Regions from separate parts of the Mus musculus genome. Here region 2 is linked to region 1. Evidence: chromatin loops called from intact Hi-C (ENCODE). Cell type or tissue: left cerebral cortex. All regions are shown on one strand. Links, peaks and the distances in the headings refer to the core of each region. The heading gives the core; the rest is flanking DNA. Region 1 holds the start of Gm52629 (a long non-coding RNA gene). Region 2 holds the start of Strip1 (striatin interacting protein 1).

The links. Peaks named below come from ENCODE experiments on the same cell type or tissue, not always from the same donor. Only the 100,000 strongest peaks of a DNase experiment are listed, where the experiment ranks them.
Region 2: a loop joins it to region 1, with 2.4 times the contacts of the local background. A loop is called at or near these places in 7 of 42 quality-filtered maps.

What each region holds. Positions count from the first base shown.
Region 1 is chr3:107,679,514-107,687,845 of GRCm38, forward strand. The region is part of intron 1 of Ahcyl1 (S-adenosylhomocysteine hydrolase-like 1); the gene reads right to left. It overlaps Gm52629 (a long non-coding RNA gene), which reads right to left and starts at 5,022. Exons shown (of 2, transcript XR_003954676.1): 1 at 1,256-5,022; 2 at 1-944. In left cerebral cortex, for the core only: a CTCF peak has its summit at 5,198 (motif pointing right); DNase peaks (open chromatin) are centred at 1,422, 1,759, 4,284, 4,620 and 1 more place; H3K27ac peaks cover 6,149 bases.
Region 2 is chr3:107,626,307-107,634,638 of GRCm38, forward strand. Strip1 (striatin interacting protein 1) reads right to left here and starts at 5,404. Exons shown (of 21, transcript NM_153563.2): 1 at 5,195-5,404; 2 at 1,850-1,919; 3 at 1,082-1,156; 4 at 639-773; 5 at 430-550. The coding sequence starts at 5,374. Gm10961 (a long non-coding RNA gene) reads left to right here and starts at 5,295. Exons shown (of 3, transcript XR_375960.3): 1 at 5,295-5,696; 2 at 6,621-6,884; 3 at 7,800-8,332. In left cerebral cortex, for the core only: no CTCF peak of the experiment used is centred there; DNase peaks (open chromatin) are centred at 2,438, 4,558 and 5,448; H3K4me3 peaks cover 1,958 bases; H3K27ac peaks cover 1,833 bases.

The DNA of each region.
Region 1 (8,332 bases), core at 223-8,222:
ACAGGTTGAGAATCACTGAACTCTCACATGAATTCTGATGACCTCTTTCTACAAAATTTGAAATAAAACCCACATTCCTGAAAAAGAGTATAAATTGAGAACCTGGATTCAGACTCAGAGCTCTGAAAAGGTTCCTATGGAGAAACTATTAAATTATGTTGTTAGCAAATAGTATCAATGAAACTGTATACTATCATAGGTGAAAAGTTTTTCTGCATAATACAAATGACCCAGTCATCAACACTTTCAAGCTAGAAAAGAGGAAACCAGAAACTGGGGTAATAGTTCAGTGGTTAAAAGCACTGGATGCTTTCCCAGAGGACCTGAGTTCTATCCCCAGCCCCAATATGGCAGCTCACAACTGTCTATAACTTGAGCCTAAGATGACCCGACTCCCTTCTCTTAAGGTATTGAACTCATGCTGTGCACAAACATGCAGACAGGCAAATCATCCATATACACAAAATGACACATTTTAAAAAGTAGACTCTACATTAGCTACAGCTGTACAATCCTCCTCTCCCAACACATACAGTCTCTGCTGGGGTGACACTGCAGCCTAAGAACCAAGCTTTGGTTTGTAGCTCTGGAATCAATCGGCAGTTAGAATGAACAAATGAAAAACAGAACTGGTAGGACTCTACAGTCATAAAGTAGCAAACAAGGGGACACTGGCTTGTCCTGAACTTCCTATTCAGCATGGTTCCCACTAAGCACAAACGCAGAGGACAGAATCAAATAGATCAGAGACAGAAACCTGCGTGTTTACAACTCATCTCGGTTCACCATCTAACTGTGGAAGTTCTTCTTCAGGCAACTCTGACACAGAAAGGGAGAGCCTGTTTTATTAAGTCTGAAAACAGACACTGAAGACATAAAGAAGAACTACATACCCCCAGAGCAGGTCAGGGCCTCACACATGCAGGAAGGTATTTAATAAACATCTGCAGAATAAGTAAACCTTTAAAACTCTTTTCTCGTACAATATTAAGTCAAGCTTCAAAGACAATTACAACCCAAGCTGAGCCACATATATCATTTCAGAATATGATTAACAAATATCATCATAAAGCCCAAGATATTTTACTTTAAATGTTAAAAATTTAATTTTAAGTACTTCAAATGCATAGCTGCATTCAAAAAGAAAAACAAACAAAAACTAAATCCTTCTAAATAGGATTTCCAATTACACTTTCACTTCTTCAATAGGCAAGATGTAAATCAAGGAGAGATGACCAAAGCAACGAATTCCAACCTAATATGCAGTTACTTTGGCAGTGAAAAAAATATAGTCAAGAGTTCCTTAGTGGCTGTAACAGCTCCAGAGGCAGCACTTCCTCCACAGGGTTCCCTGCTGCTGGCATGGGCAGCCTGTTCGGAAGTGCTCCCTTCTCCTGGCTGTTAGATTCCCTCTCCTCCTCCTCCCCTTCTTCTTCTACTTTTTTTTTCAAAAGGTTCTGGGCATGATTCCAGATACCACCTACGTTGCAGTGAGGTGGGGGAAGGCACTTCAGTAACACTTGCAGATTTTTAGATAAAAAACATAGAGAAGCAGTTGTAGCAAGTTAGAAATATTTCTTCAGCAACCGGAGATTAATAGACATAATCTCTCCTTGTATTAATAAAGCTTATCAGCGGTCTAAAGCTTAGCAAAATCTTTCCCATCTAAAAATAGTAGACTATGGCAAGTAGCTTACTACTATGTGCAGTGCTCCTAACACCCCATCTCTCAAATAATAGATCTTGTCCACATTTGAAGTAGGCAGTGTTAACTCAAGTACTGGCATAGTGGATAGCTGTCTGTAAGGTGGTCCAGCAGCACACAGATGCATGATATCCTTGTCTTCTCTGCTACCCTGAACTACAAGCTGCAGAGTCTCGTCTCACAGCAGCTGCTTCTGAATGCCATGGCTCTGCCCGTTTCCCCCAGGGGTCTAACTCTACAGGTTCTTTCCAGCTAGCAGCTGTTCCTCCCTTGGTGGAAAGAATCTTCGCATGCTGTTCACCTTTATGCTGTAAATAAGGATACTGCTGCCAAAACCAACTTCTGGTTTCTAGTGAAACCAGATCTAATAGCAGCTTTCTGTTTGGGTTAAACTCAGTAGTTAAGTGGAAAAATATGGTCATTTGGATAAAAGAAAACCCAAAGACAATTGCAAAAGCATGGTTTGTATTACTTCTTATTGTTATGATTTCCTCCAACTGTTAGGTTTTCACTGGGGTGCTTTAGCATAAGGTAGTAAGTACAAGGAAGAAAGAAGGAAACATAGACAAAGTACCCCAAGTACAACTCGGCTCCACTCTCAGATTAACAGCATATCTGAGGAAGGATAGGGTACATCGACCATTTTCCATCGAGCACATCCAAACAATGTCTACTTGCTGCATTTGAAGGCCAGTATAGTACATATCAGTATAGTGTGCTATTTTAAAGCACAACTTATGATGGTTGGACTGAGTTCTCTGTAACACTGAGGCCCATTAGGAAAAGCTTGACCTAATAATTTGGGTTCATTATGGTTGGTATAGTGACAGAGTGATCTACAAGATGGTACAGTACTTACCAAGACAAAGGGAACACAGGCAACCCAAAAACGTTATAAACTTCAAAAGAAAAATAACTGTAATTATTTGTTTAATTGATCTTAATACTTTTTACTACCCAAAGTTGAGTTTACTTCTGAAAATATATGATCTACACACACTATAGCTCAGCTGCCCTCCCCTCTTCCCATACCTAATTCAAATTTACCTTCTCTCTATCCAATTAGAGGAAATTAAAATGAAAACCTACTAGAACACTACTATGATCCTATGGATAAGTGACAATGATCAGGACAATATACAACGTGCATTATATTCTTTTAGTCAACATATTCACTTAGCACTAAGTACTTCATCCTATGAAAGATCGATGCAAGAACTAAAGCTCTCTCAAAATCTGTGTATGTACTTCAACTCTCCATGTAATAGTAACAGATGGCTTTGCTGTGAACTTTCACCATTCCTCTAGGAACACGCTGGCTACCATAACACACACAAACACTGAAGTCTATTTGTTGTATCTTTAAAACCCAATTAAATTTCAGGCCAGTTTAAGATGCTATTTTAAAGCAGCTTTTCAAATAGTTTAGTAGACACGATGTCTTGCGTCTATGCCATATCGTTTAATGTGGGTCCTCCAAAAATTAGAGGTTAGGCCAGGCATCTTATTAACTTTGTTATTTCACATACCTATCTAACAGCTTTTAATTTCCTCAGGAAGGTTTTCTCCTAAGGGTGAAGAACTAGACACAAAGGTAAACAGCAAGCACTAGGAAAACAAATCATTAAGAAAGCAAACCTTAGGTGTGCATGGGAAGACCCGTCTTTCTAACCTCTGAGATTAACTGAGGGCCCAGTACCCCTCTTTTGGTTTTCTGAGGCATTTAAAAATATACATATTCTGTCCCATTGCCTTCTGTGCATATTGTGCTCAGAATTCTGCTGTTTAAGAAATTATGGGTAGCATATTTCTTAGGTACCAGCATTGAGCCAAAAAAGACTATCAGAAACTAGAAAATTTAACAAGGACAATTACTAAGATGTATATTAAAACACTGTCTAAGGTTCCTACATCTTTTAAAAATCCCTTCTCCATACATCTTCCAGCTAATTATTCCTTTTAAGACTACTTCCAGCCACTACCTTTCAGAGGATAGAAAAGAGGTCAAACAGTCAGCTACCCTCCCCAATATAGCATCTTTTTTTTCCGTCTTAGCAGAGATCAGTCTGATTCCTATTTTAAATGTATCCCCTCCCCTCCAAAATAACAACAATAAATAGCAATACTGTCAAACAAGAAAAACCGAAGTCTACTATCTTTTACTTCAGTTAGATAAAAATAGTTTCCTAAAGGAGGAATGGAGAGATGGCTCAATTCCTGAGTTCAATTCCTAGCACCCATATGGTGACTCACAACCATCTATAATGGAATCTGATTCTGTTTTGTGGTGTTCATGAAAACATAACACTCAAATACATAAAATAAATAGATAAATAAAAAAGGGAGGGTCTTTTCTTTCCAATAACTTGCCCTCAAACACATACATCAGAGAAGACGAATTGAAAAAGGATCATTTTTGAGCTACAGAGCCAAAGTAGGCCCTTCAGCCTCTTTCATTTCCTGGTACAGAAACATTTTCTAAAACCCAGCAGGTTTTGGCTATTCCATCTTCCCTCTGTCTCAAGTTTCTTAAGTTCTAGTCTCCCCAGATGGGGCCTGAGTTTCCAGGAGGGAGTGGGTGGGCAGGCTGACTAATCACAACACACATATCTTTCCTCCACTCTACCCTTTTGGATGTCACCAATAACACACTACTAGAATCCAATTCCACAGTCAGACAAATTATGCCTTTCAAAATGAGAATCAATGTGATACAGTGTCAAGGCAGGTTAGTGTGAGAAAGAATGAGGTGCAATCAGGCCCATATACTGAGTCACTGAAACTATGAAAGACAATACTTGAAAACTTCCCAAAGCACAAGTGGTATTACCATCAGCCACTACCCCTTTTCTTCAAGAGACAACTCTTCACTGGCTTCTACAGTCTCAACCAAGCAGTTGCCAACCAAAGGTAAAAATAGCAAATGGCTTTTTTTATTCTGTTTTTTTGAAGGTGTTGAAGCAGCACAGAGGTGGCCTCACTAATCTTCTAAAAACCACAATTGGCAACATACTGCAAAGCACAGTCAGACCAACTTTACACTTTCTACTTAGCCTAACTGCCTTCCCCTCAGATCATGCTAGCCTACCCCTCCTAACATGCATCTCCTGGCATCTCAGCACTAGTAACTGTCGACTCTGGTTCCACAAAGCATCTGCATTACTTTAGTAAGGTGTTAGGAAGGACTTGCCACCCTTCTCTCCCAGCACGGCTGCTGGAGCTTTCATTTCCTTAGACTCAACATTCTTTTTGTTGTTGTTTTGTTTTTTTCAAGACAGTTTCTCTGTATAGCCCTGGCTGTCCTGGAACTCACTCTGTAGTCCAGCCGGCTTTGAACTCAGAAATTCGCCTGCCTCTGCCTCCCAAGTGCTGGGATTAAAGGCGTGCGCCACCACACCCGGCTCAGACTTATCATTCTTTTTTTTTTTTTTTAAGATTTATTATAAGTACACTGTAGTTGTCTTCAGATATACCAGAAGAGGGCATCAGATCTCATTACGGGTGGTTGTGAGCCACCATGTGGTTGCTGGGATTTGAACTCGGGACCTTCAGAAGAGCAGTCAGAGCTCTTACCCATTGAGCCATCTCCCCAGCCCCAGACTTATCATTCTTAACACAAAAGAAAACTTCAAAAGAACAGTATAATAAATATGTATATACTTTTGATTTAGAATGAACCTTTGAATTTTCATGTGGTATATACATACACTCACATATATATGTGGATGCATACTTTCATATAATAGAGGCAAATAATAAGGTACAAATATAGAAATTCTAATAAATTCTTTGGAATTCATCTGAGAATTAAGAATTAAGATACTCTCCTACCAAATCTCAATAGCATTATAACATTTAAGACTAATAAGCTGGGTAGAGGTGCATGTCTTTAATCCCAGCACTTGGGAGGCAGATGACTCTCTGTGGGTTTGGGAACAAGCTTGGTCTACATAATGAGTTCCAGAAGAGCCAGACCTATATAGTGAGACTCTGTCTCAAAAAACCCAAAAGAATGGTAAACGTGCATATTTAAAAACATTTTATTTTACTATTGTGAATGATGTACATATGCAGGCGGAACATGCGTATGCCAGAGGGCACAACAGGTATCAGAGAACCACATTAGAAAGCTGGCTTTTGTTGATACTGTTTGTTTTTGTCCTTTTGCTTTTATGTGAGTTGGGGGTGGGGGGCAGAAAAGTCTCACAGGCACATGAAGCAGTGAATAACACTGTCTCAAGCAAGGAGGAAGGCAAGGCCTGACACCCATGTCTGTCCTGTGACCTCCACATTCTGTGCCACCGTGTATACAAACGTAAATGCAAAGGTAAGGAGATTTCTTTCAAGTCCTTACTGTCCTTACACATTTCAGGAAGGATATACAGTCCAAGTAGTGTTTCCTGGAAGCCTGCACAACCAATGTGATACATTAGCTTAGATTTCCTGTGCTAGTTGAGCTCATTTGTGTTTCCAAAGATTTTTAACATTTCATGTTTTCCCTCGCCTATTAAATCTTACCTTGACATATAAAACAGACATGACTAAAGCTTTACACTTGTATCCAGAGGCTCACTTCCCTTCAGCCAATTTTCATTGGCTTCCATATGTTTTCGTGTTGGCTTTCTTCCAGCAAATACATGTTACATTCTCATTTTCCTTCTCTTACTTCCTCAAAAGGTATCATGCTAAAATCTTCTGCACATTCTGTCCCTCTTTGGAAGTCACTTTGTTTAGACTCATAGAGCATGTATTAAAAATCAGGTCAGAAGACAGTTATGGCAGCACAAACCTGTGATCCTAGCCAAGGCAGGAGGATCATAAATTCCAGGCTAGCCTGAGAAAGACCAAGCTAGCTTACTGTATTCACCTTTCTCTCTATGCCAATGACATGCTAAATGGCACCTTTATGTTAAATTGGCATGTCCTACTGCAACCTAGGTGGAGATGCTCTTTTTTTAAAGAGGGAGCCTTGTCAATTGCTTACAAACAGGCCTATTTGTACACTTCACACACATGACTACGGGAAAATAATTTAACAAGGAAGCAAACACAAACAGTGGATAGATCTAAAAAGATGCCCACTTGGTTCTCTGGCACCACTGGGTAACCTAACAACAGGAAGATGATATTTAAAATCAAATTTTTCTTCTTTGGTCTGAAGTACAGCTTATGTGAGATTTAAAAATCAATTACATTTTAAATTCATGCATATGTCTAGTAAGTGAATCACGCTGTGAGTCAGCTCAGCATTTGGGAAGGCTAGACTATGTCTAACTGGAGATGAAGAAATAGTCTACCAACTAGTGTTTAAGTGGTGGAACTATAAGCAGCTACCAATGTGTGGCTATAAAGTCAATGAGAACTGGTGTTTTGAGCCCTGAGCTAACCAGACAGGACCTATATCACTTTTTTTTAAGTTGTTGTCCATTAGCTGCTTCCCATAAGCGTATAGGCTCAAGCTGTCAAAACATAACAAAATAAACCTGACTTCCAGGAGCCCATGTTAACTAGTAACTATGTAGCAACCACAATTATTTCTAAAGGAGCCAATGGGACCTTTCACAATGTATCCTATAGCTGGGTTACATGGTTTCAACTTGAAAAGAGAAAGTAAAACCCCTACTGATCAGCTTCAGCTGATTTTAGTTTTCATACTTCAAGCTTACATAAAAAACTTATTATGAAACTACTATTTTATGTGGCTTGTAAGAAGCAAGAAAGCCGGGAAGGACTGTCAGTTGTGGCTTCTCTGGAGTTGTTTTAAAACAAAAGTTACCTATCATTCCAGGAGTGTAATATGCCACCCATCTACAGTGGGGACCAGCATATGCAAGTTTGGGTTTTCCTGAGCCCTGCCTTCTATTGTTTTCTAGCCAGTGGTGTGTGCAGGAGCACAAAGATCAAGTTCTCTTGCTAATATTGCACAGCATACCAAAATAAACATTAAATTTTGTTTTGCAAGAGCTATTTTCTCAACATGTAATACTACCATGATATTTGTAATTTAAACAATTTTCAATTTTTAAAAAACTCCTGATACACAAAGAACAATCCTCACAACATAGGGACTACTACATTAGAATTTTTATTTAAAGTTGATGAGGAAAGAAGTTTAAAAGCAACATGTACTAGCATATTAAACAATAAAATCATTAATATCAGGCTGGTGAAATGGCTCAGTGGAAAATGGTGAATGCTACCAAGTCTGACAGAGCAAAATTCAATCCTGGGACAAATATGGTAGACTTCTACATGCACACCTACCCGCATACATACAAAGAAATAAAATTTAATAAGCAATAAGATTCTAAATACCCAGATTTCCTTGACTTTTATACTTATATTGTCTGTCTCAAATTAATAGCTTATGGTTTACAAAACAATTTGTTATTTTCAAAAACTAGCATTATCTAAGGGCTGCATACAGAAACAGGATGGGGTAGCAGCTGGGGTTACGTGATTTGCTTAAGGCAACTTTGACACTGAAGTGTAAAAGAACAAAAACTAAACAAAAATCCCAAACAAGCCACAAGCTTAGTAGCATTTCTCCTTTTGGAACTAGGTGGGGAAAGCAGTCCCCTACTGTTTCAAGGGCCAGTCCACTCAAGATACTTTAATAAATTTCCT
Region 2 (8,332 bases), core at 127-8,126, 53 kb before region 1:
GGCAAGCTTTGTTGTACCTACATGTCACATTTGGGTTTGGTGTCATGCTGAAGGGAATATCAAAGAGTTCAAGATGAGAAGTTTCTTTTGGGTGTGTTTTGGGCAGAACAGGATCTGCTCAGGTACCAACGGTCCAGCATTACAGAGTGTGTGGAGCCAGCACAAGAACCCCTCATTACATCCTAGCAGCATGGGAACCTCACACCCTTCTCTACAACTTTATTTTCTCATCTTTGTCTTTATTATATTATTTTCCAAGAAATCATTAAGTAGGTTCTCCACTGTTCAACCCTGTATATTCCCAACAGCCTGGAACAGCTCCTTCACCTTAAATGGCCTATTTACCTGTCTCAAATGCTAGTTCTAGAAGCTCGGGCTCACTTCCCACTGCTCCCTTCCCTATGGAAGCCCCTCAGTAGAAGTGCTCACTCTATTTCCATGTTCAGAAGCTCCACCAAGGCATTGAACGTGCCCACCTCCAGGAGCAGAAATATGTTGTAGCGCATCCAGAACTGCACTTCTGCCTCTGAGCTGCACTCTCCAAAGGTACCTGTAAACACAGGGCAGAGCTTGCCGAGCCCCTCCATACATAACCAGGCACTATCACTGGCAGAGGTGCCGGGTCATACTCACAGTACCTTGGGCAACATAGAGAATGGCTCGGGCCACCTTGAGTCTCTTCTCTCGGGCAGTGACCTCCAAGCCATCCAGAAGCCTCATGGCGTGGGTCCGGTGCTGGTTGGTATCCAGCTCAGTCCACTTCTTGTCTGACACTGCAGGGCAAGAGACACTTATAATTGAGCCCACACCATTCCTCACAATGGAATGGACTGTGTTAACCTTTCAAATCAGGACAGTCACAGGACCAGAAGGACAAGTTACTCTTTCATAGGGATAAGGTCACACTACTGTTGCCATCAGAGTGCCCAGAAGGCCCACTCTCCATGTCAAGTCTGGCCTTAAACAAGCAGCACAACAACTGTTCATACTCCTGCATGGCCTACATCAATTAGACAATGAAGAGAAGTCCTGTGCTGTCCTGATGGGATAGGGAACCGAGAAGTGAGGGAAATGGTCTTACCATGGATCCGGAAGTCCTCCTCAAAGCATTTTCGATTCATCAGGAATTCTGGTCCTTCTGTGTAGCTGTAAAGCTCTGTCAAAGAGCAAAGTTGTCTCCTATCCACATCAGATCTCCCATGCAGCAGAGAAATTCAGGCTTTCCTTCCCAGCCCCAACTCCATTCCTGTCTGATTCACAGTGACTCTGACTACTCTCTCTAATCACTGAGTGAGGAAGGCCTCAGTGTTCTGATGTGCTCGAAGAGATCACAGGGGCCACTGCACTGTCAGTGGATCATAGATCCAGGCATTTCTAGTAAGATGTGCATCAAACTGCGCTGTATCAGAGGTGGCCATCACCCTGAATCTATGCCTTTAGTGTCACGTCCCGAGGAATGCTTGTGAAGACTGGAGGAGAAGCAGCTCCTGCTGACCTCACACTCCCCATCAACAGCAGTAGCAGCAACAGATGTGCCAAGATGCAAGCACAGTGGCTAGCATTCCCGTGACTCACTCATGTGTGAGAGATCACTGTTCATTTGGTATGTCAATGAGTACCACCATTGACATTACATGGGACTGGGCGCTAACCAATTCAGTTGACTTCAAACCTGAGTCTTCGTGGAAATAAAAGGCAATCCCAAATGTCCACATACGTGGTCCAACTTAAACAGCTAATTTATGTTTCAAATATCATTAATAGGAATAAGTAGGAAAACAGCCAGTCTTAATCTTCTTAGGAACCCAGTTAAAACTCCCATCAAAGAACACAAAGGCCTGTTCTTTACCTGCAAGCTCTGCAGCCCACTTGTCTGTGTCGGCATACTCAAACTCCAGGTCTGGAGATTCGGAATAGCCCTGGTGAATGAAAAGATCGTCACATAAAGATCCTCCTGAGACTTTACGGGTAAACACGTCTCAGAGACTGCACTGCGTGACGTCAATGCCTCTACTTTTTCTTGATGTTTTATCACAATATTTTGTCTCCTGAACTAATGGAAGTCCCCTTTACGCCCTGTCCAGCACCCTGTATTTCACCTTCAAAGCACCCACTCTGTACTACAATTATTCACTGAATTTTTCTTTTTTCATCTTCCTCTCCGTAAGACAGCAAGTTCCTCAAAACAGAAACTCTGTTTTACTGACCATTGCTCTCCGTGACATACCTGTTCAATAATAAACACAAAACTTCTATCTACGTTGTGCAGTAACTGACCACTCCATATAGTACTGAATATCTGGGAGTCTCACTTCTTTCTGAGCTGTGGACTATATACAGCTAAGGATAAAATGAGCACTGAAACCCTCAGCCACCCTGCCCCATCTCAATTTTCAGTGAGAACTGAGAGAGAAAGCAGAAATGGAACAGATTGGCCTGCCTCCCACACACAGGAGAGAGTGCAATGAGAATCTGTTAGGGATAGGTGATTCCTGAGAACACGCCATCTTGGAAGCCTTGTACTGGGAAGAGAGAAGCATCAAGATCAAAAGGCTAAGCCCAGCCCTGACTAATGTACTTGCAAGACCAGAGGGTACAGTTCAGCACAGAGCACCTTCCTAGTAGGTGCTAGATCCTGGGCTTAATTCTCAGCATGCAGCTGGGTGGGTGAGTGAGATGGAGAGTGGGGTCAGGGAAAACCTTCTAACTGATAATGACCCCTGACATGACATAATATGCCCACAAGCCATAACTCTATTCCTTATTAATGGGCACTAATGGACACTTCCATACACTACTGAGCTTCTAGGCTAGAGACAGAGTTTAGTGGTAAAATGATTACCTACCATGTGTAGAGTCCTGGGTTCAAGTCCCAGTCCCATTAAAACACAACTAAAATCAACATTTGTATACATTACTGAGGTTGAGTTTCATTTACCCAATGGGAATGACAAAACTCTGCTTCAAACTTAGCTTAAGACCTTTTTTTTTTTTTTGACAGTTTCATTCCCATTATATAATATATTGTGGTCTTATTCACCCCCAAATCCATTACCATTTCTTAGCCCCCCCCCCCCAGTGTATTTTTATAGAGACAAGGTTTTACTATGCAGCCCAGGCTGGCCTTGAACTCTGATTCTCCTTGCTCAGCTTCCGGAGTGTTGTGACTGGAAGCATGCTCGACTGCCTTGGCTAGTTTTGAGGACTAATAAAGTTTACCTGGCACATACTGAGCCTCCTTGTGCTCTAGGCACTGATCAGATCCCCAAACTACTGACTTCAGCTGTCACCAGAAGGGTGTGCAGCATCAGCACCTCCAACACAAGGACACAGATCGATGTGATGGGCCTTCCAGATGTTGAATCCAGTGAAATTAAAGGTAGGAAGAGAAATAAAAACATGTAATAGAGGCTGAGGACATACCTCAGCAGTATAGTGTTTGCCTACCTTGCACAAGGCCCTGAATCTGATTCTCAGCACCACATAATAACACGAATAAGGGGTGGTGCACACCTTTAATCCTAGCACTCAAGAGGCAGATGAATCTCTGTTGAGTTTGAGGCCAGCCCCATCTGCAGAGCAGAGTTCTAGGACAGCTAAAGCTACACAGAGAAACCCTGTCTCAAAAACAAAAACAAAACAAAAAACAAAGAAGCAAACAAACAACAAATAAAATAAAATGCACAAAAGGGTATTTATCTGACTATTTTGTGGCTTTTCAGGAAAATTTAAAACTACTTTACCTGCTGAGCTATCCCGCCATCCCTAAAGCACTTATTTTAAATGTATTATGTGTTTATCTGTGTGTGTATACATGTGCCCATGGAGGACAAAAGGACAGTACTGGATCCCTAGGAGCTAGTGTGCTAATAGGCAGTTGTGAGCGGCCCAACTTGGGTGCTGGGATCCTCTGAGAGAACAGCAAGTTCTCTTAACCACTGAACCATCTCTCCAGTCCACTCAAACATTTAAAAAGAGAAATTTGAAGGTGTAGTTCAATTCTCAGGGTTCTCTTCAGAAAACCTGGACAAGTCTGGTCATTAAAGGTCTTACAAACTTAACTTCCATACTCCTTCGTACTTAAGAGATCACTGAGAAGTAGCCACTGATCACCCATCATTCCACAACAAAAGGCTCCTAAAAGGTCCATCTTTTTCAAAAAAGCCACTCTAAACTCATCCTCTCAACTCTGGGCTTGTTCCTTTGTGACATAAGTTATCAGAATTTGAGCCTGCGACAACAACAAAATGTTTGGAGGGAACTGATTTCTTAGGCTTAAAGACACTATCTTTAGTATCTGGTACTAGCTGAAGCATCAAATTTGAATTTGAGGAATTCCCTCTCGGTAAGTGCCTGGCTGTTCATCACACTGGAAGTTGTCTCAGGTGGAGGAGATTGCGTAGTAAGCGCTCTGGGAATGAATGTGCTGATGAGGAAGCCCTGAAATGCTGCGACGAGACGGGTGTGTGTTCATTCATGAATTCTGCAAACGGAAGCAGTGGGAGGAATTTTAACTTGGGGCGAGGTGAATAGCTCCAGACAGCGCGGGCAAAGGGAATCGCAGCTCACTAGCAAGGAGGAGAATCCGGCGCCCTTTGTGTACTTCTGATCCCTTCACAGCTCAGCAACTGGGCTCACTGGGCATGCAAAAATACTTGGCAATGTCTGGCCGCGGTTTGATCCAGCGCTGACTAAAATTCGGAGGGAAGCCACAATGTGCTCTCTCTGCTACTCACACAACCTGGGGCCGGCCAAGCAGCACTAGAGAGAGAAGCCCTGTTCTAAGCGCCCGCTAAACTCTCCTGGGTCCCTTCGCTGCCAACTGGCGTGGCCCACCACCCTGCTAAGATCAGAGGCCGGAAAGGATGAGGGGCTAACCAGCCAGCAGACCACCGATTTTGCACCCCAGGAGGGCTGTGCCTCAGGCCACGCCCCCGGGGGCGACCGGCCATCCCCGGCTCGGGGACCTTCTTCCCCCGGCCGCAGCAGAGTTGGTGACAGGGCTCCGGGCTTTCCTCCCCGGGGCTGTGGCGGCTGCCAGCCTAGCTAACTGCACGGTTCCCGGTAAAGTGACAGCTCCCAGGGTCCCTGTCAAGCCGTCGGGAAGCCCGGCTGGGCCCGGATGCCGCCCCGGTCTCCCGGGACCCCCTCTGTCACCCGCCCGGTGCCAGCCTCGCCCCCCTGCAGCTCTGACCTCCGAGTCTTTGCGCTGGTTGCGGTTGAACTCGCGGGCTTTGCCCCCCGGCAGGAGGCCTCCGGCGGCCCTCGGCGCCCCAGGAGGAGGCTGCGCGGTGGCAGGCGGCGGAGGAGGTGGCGGCTGCGGCTGCTTGTTGTTCACAATCAGAGGGCCGGGACCGGCGGCTGCCGGCTCCATCTTGGCTGCTCCACACCCCCGGCTCAATTCGCGGACGGCCTCCCGTCAGGCAACTCTCGCGTGATTTCCTCCAGGAAATTTCCCCAATCGCCATATTCAGTGTGGCTGCGTGTGTCGAAAGCCGCAACTGCCAATCACCTCCCAAGGTCTTTCCTGGCTTTGTCATTTAGTTTCCCCTCCCTCCTTCCCGTGGAACTAAGCCGGAGACGTGCGGCTGGGCTCGCAGGAATCCCTTTAGATGTCTTTTTTATCCATGAGACTTAACACTTTAATTCGTTGTCTATCATCGCTTTGCCTGTCTTTAGAGCCCTCCCTGTTCAAGGTGAGGCAGGATGAAAGGGGAAATTAGGGAGACATCATTAAAGAAAGCAATTCCTGACTCATGGGTCTAGTTGACACGTTTTCCTAGCAAAGAATTTCTGTACAATTAACAACTGGTTGTGGCTTTTCTCTAACCTTCCAGCTGAAAAACCTCCAAGTCAGTAGGACTCTGTAAGAAACACCTTGTGCAACCCTGGGGACTCCTGGTTTTACTTATCAGATTATAACTCCATCCAAGACACCTCTGGAGCCACGTTAATAATCTCACTTATCAAAACAGGGGAAAAAGCCGGGCGTTGGTGGCGCACGCCTTTAATCCCAGCACTTGGGAGTCAGAGGCAGGCAGATTTCTGAGTTCGAGGCCAGCCTGGTTTACAAAGTGAGTTCCGGGACAGCCAGGACTATACAGAGAAACCCTGTCTTGAACTTGAAGTGAAGAGAGACAGAGAGAGAGAGAGACAGAGAAAGAGAGAGAGAGAGAGAGAGAGAGAGAGAGAGAGAGAGAGAGAGAGAGAGAGAGAGAGACTCTTGGGGGCTAAGGATAACAGTATGAAGTTGTATCTGTCCTCAAGCCACTGACAAATACTTTTAAGGATATAATAATGAACAAAAATAGGATTCTAGTCTTCGTGGAGTTTACATTCACATGGGGGAGATAAACAAATGAATAAATAAAACTGAAATTGAAAATATAACAGAGAAATCATGGGGAAATGAGGGTGTGTTTAATAATCCCTTAGAAGTGGCTCTTGCTTTTCTGCCTTCATTTTGTAGCTGTCTCGTTTACTCTGAATTACCTGCTCACATCTGTATTGACTCAAAGAGCAATCATCCAAAAATGGTGGCCTCTCACCTCATTCTCCGTCACGTCTGAGTGCCAAACACATAGGAGTAACCAAGATGGTTTTAATGTTACTTTTTACAGTGTCCTCCTCCAGAAACCTCCCTCCCCAAGAAGCAGGTACAAGACTCTTGGTCACTGGCCTCAACCCTCTAGACATCAGGAGTGGCAAAGCCTCACAGAACACAGCATCCCCGGATGACGAACAGCTCTTTCTATCATGGCCTGTGCACCCTGGAGGAGAAAGAATCAACTCCTGAGAACCAGCTTGTCCCTTAAGTAAAAAGGACTTCTACCATCTCATAGAACCAACACTGAGAGGATGATAACCAGACCACACTTGCCCAGGTCTGCTGGAATTTTCCTATCTCCCGCCCTCAATCTCAATTCTAATTCTATTTAAATCTAAAGTAAGTTTCCCCAAAGACAGATTTGGGATCAGTAAACACCTTATGTGTTTCTCTTTACAATGTTCACATCGATGAAATCTTTGTGTGTTGTTGTTCTCCTTTTCCTCCCCTTCTTCCTTCTTCCTCCTCCTCCTTCTTTCTTCTCCTCCTCCTCCCCCCACCTCTATCTCCTTCTTCATTTGTGTCTTTGTTGGGTATATTGAAGACTAGTGATGAAGCCTGAATTAGTGGAGATGCAAAAGCCAACATTTTGGCCCTAAACACATGGGTTACAGATACAGGGGTGTAGTTTGATGGAATAACTTTGTGTATGTTACTGGAATTGAAATTAAACCCTGGGCCTTATACACCAGTCTCCCCCCTCCCCCCTTTTCTCTCTTTCTTCCTTTCTTCTTTCTTTCTTTCTTTCTTTCTTTCTTTCTTTCTTTCTTTCTTTCTTTCTTTCTTTCTGTGTGTGAGAGAGACAGGGTTTCACTGTAGCCGTGGCTGTCCTGGAACTCACTCTGTAGACCAGGCTGGCCTCGAACTCAGAAATCTGCCTGCCTCTGCCTCCCGAGTGCTGGGATTAAAGGCATGTGCTACCACTCCCAGGTCACGCTCACACCCTCCGCGCCCCCCCACCCCACCCCATTTCTAAAGATAATCAGGTAAGACTAAATGTGGCCTGACTGTTTACAGAAGTGTAGCAAGAGTGGTTGCCTGTCCATGGGCTCACTTTAAGTATTTGTTGGAATTCTTCATATGAAATGTGAGGCTAGGGGGGTGTGTGTGTGTGTACGTGTGTGTACGTGTGTGTGTGTGTGTGTGTGTGTGTGCTCGCACGCGCGTCTCTGTTAACTGAGCAATCTCTCAGGTCACAGAAAGAATTTTGAAAGCGCCTCGAGGATGGGAAGACAAGCCATCATGGAGGATAGACTGTGAACTGGCTGAACTCTTCTGCCTTAGGGGATCTTCCAAACAGTCGTGAGCTTTAGGAGTGCCAGAAAGTGATGTTGGTCACTTACCTGGAAGGCAGGGCACATTTGAAAGCAAGCATCAGGCCAGTTACTCAATCCTAGCTCCTTAAATCTGCAGGAAAAGGTTGTCATCATGATAGGAATGAGACCAAGTTCTACTTTTGTATCAATGTATTTTTATAATAAAGCTTATTGTAAAGCAAGTCTCCTAAGTGCGTTTCAGTTTAGCTTGATCTCACTTTTCTCTCTCTACAACTCTATATCATCTTAGGTATGATCTGTTTGTTTTCAAATTATGTCCTTCAGCCTCTCCTTTCAGTAGGAAACAGCCTGCAGTGTGAACCACCAACCCAGCTTAGGAAATTATTTATAAGTAGACATATTGTACAACAATCAAAGCTGAAATTATTGTTTATGTACTTTTGTCTAG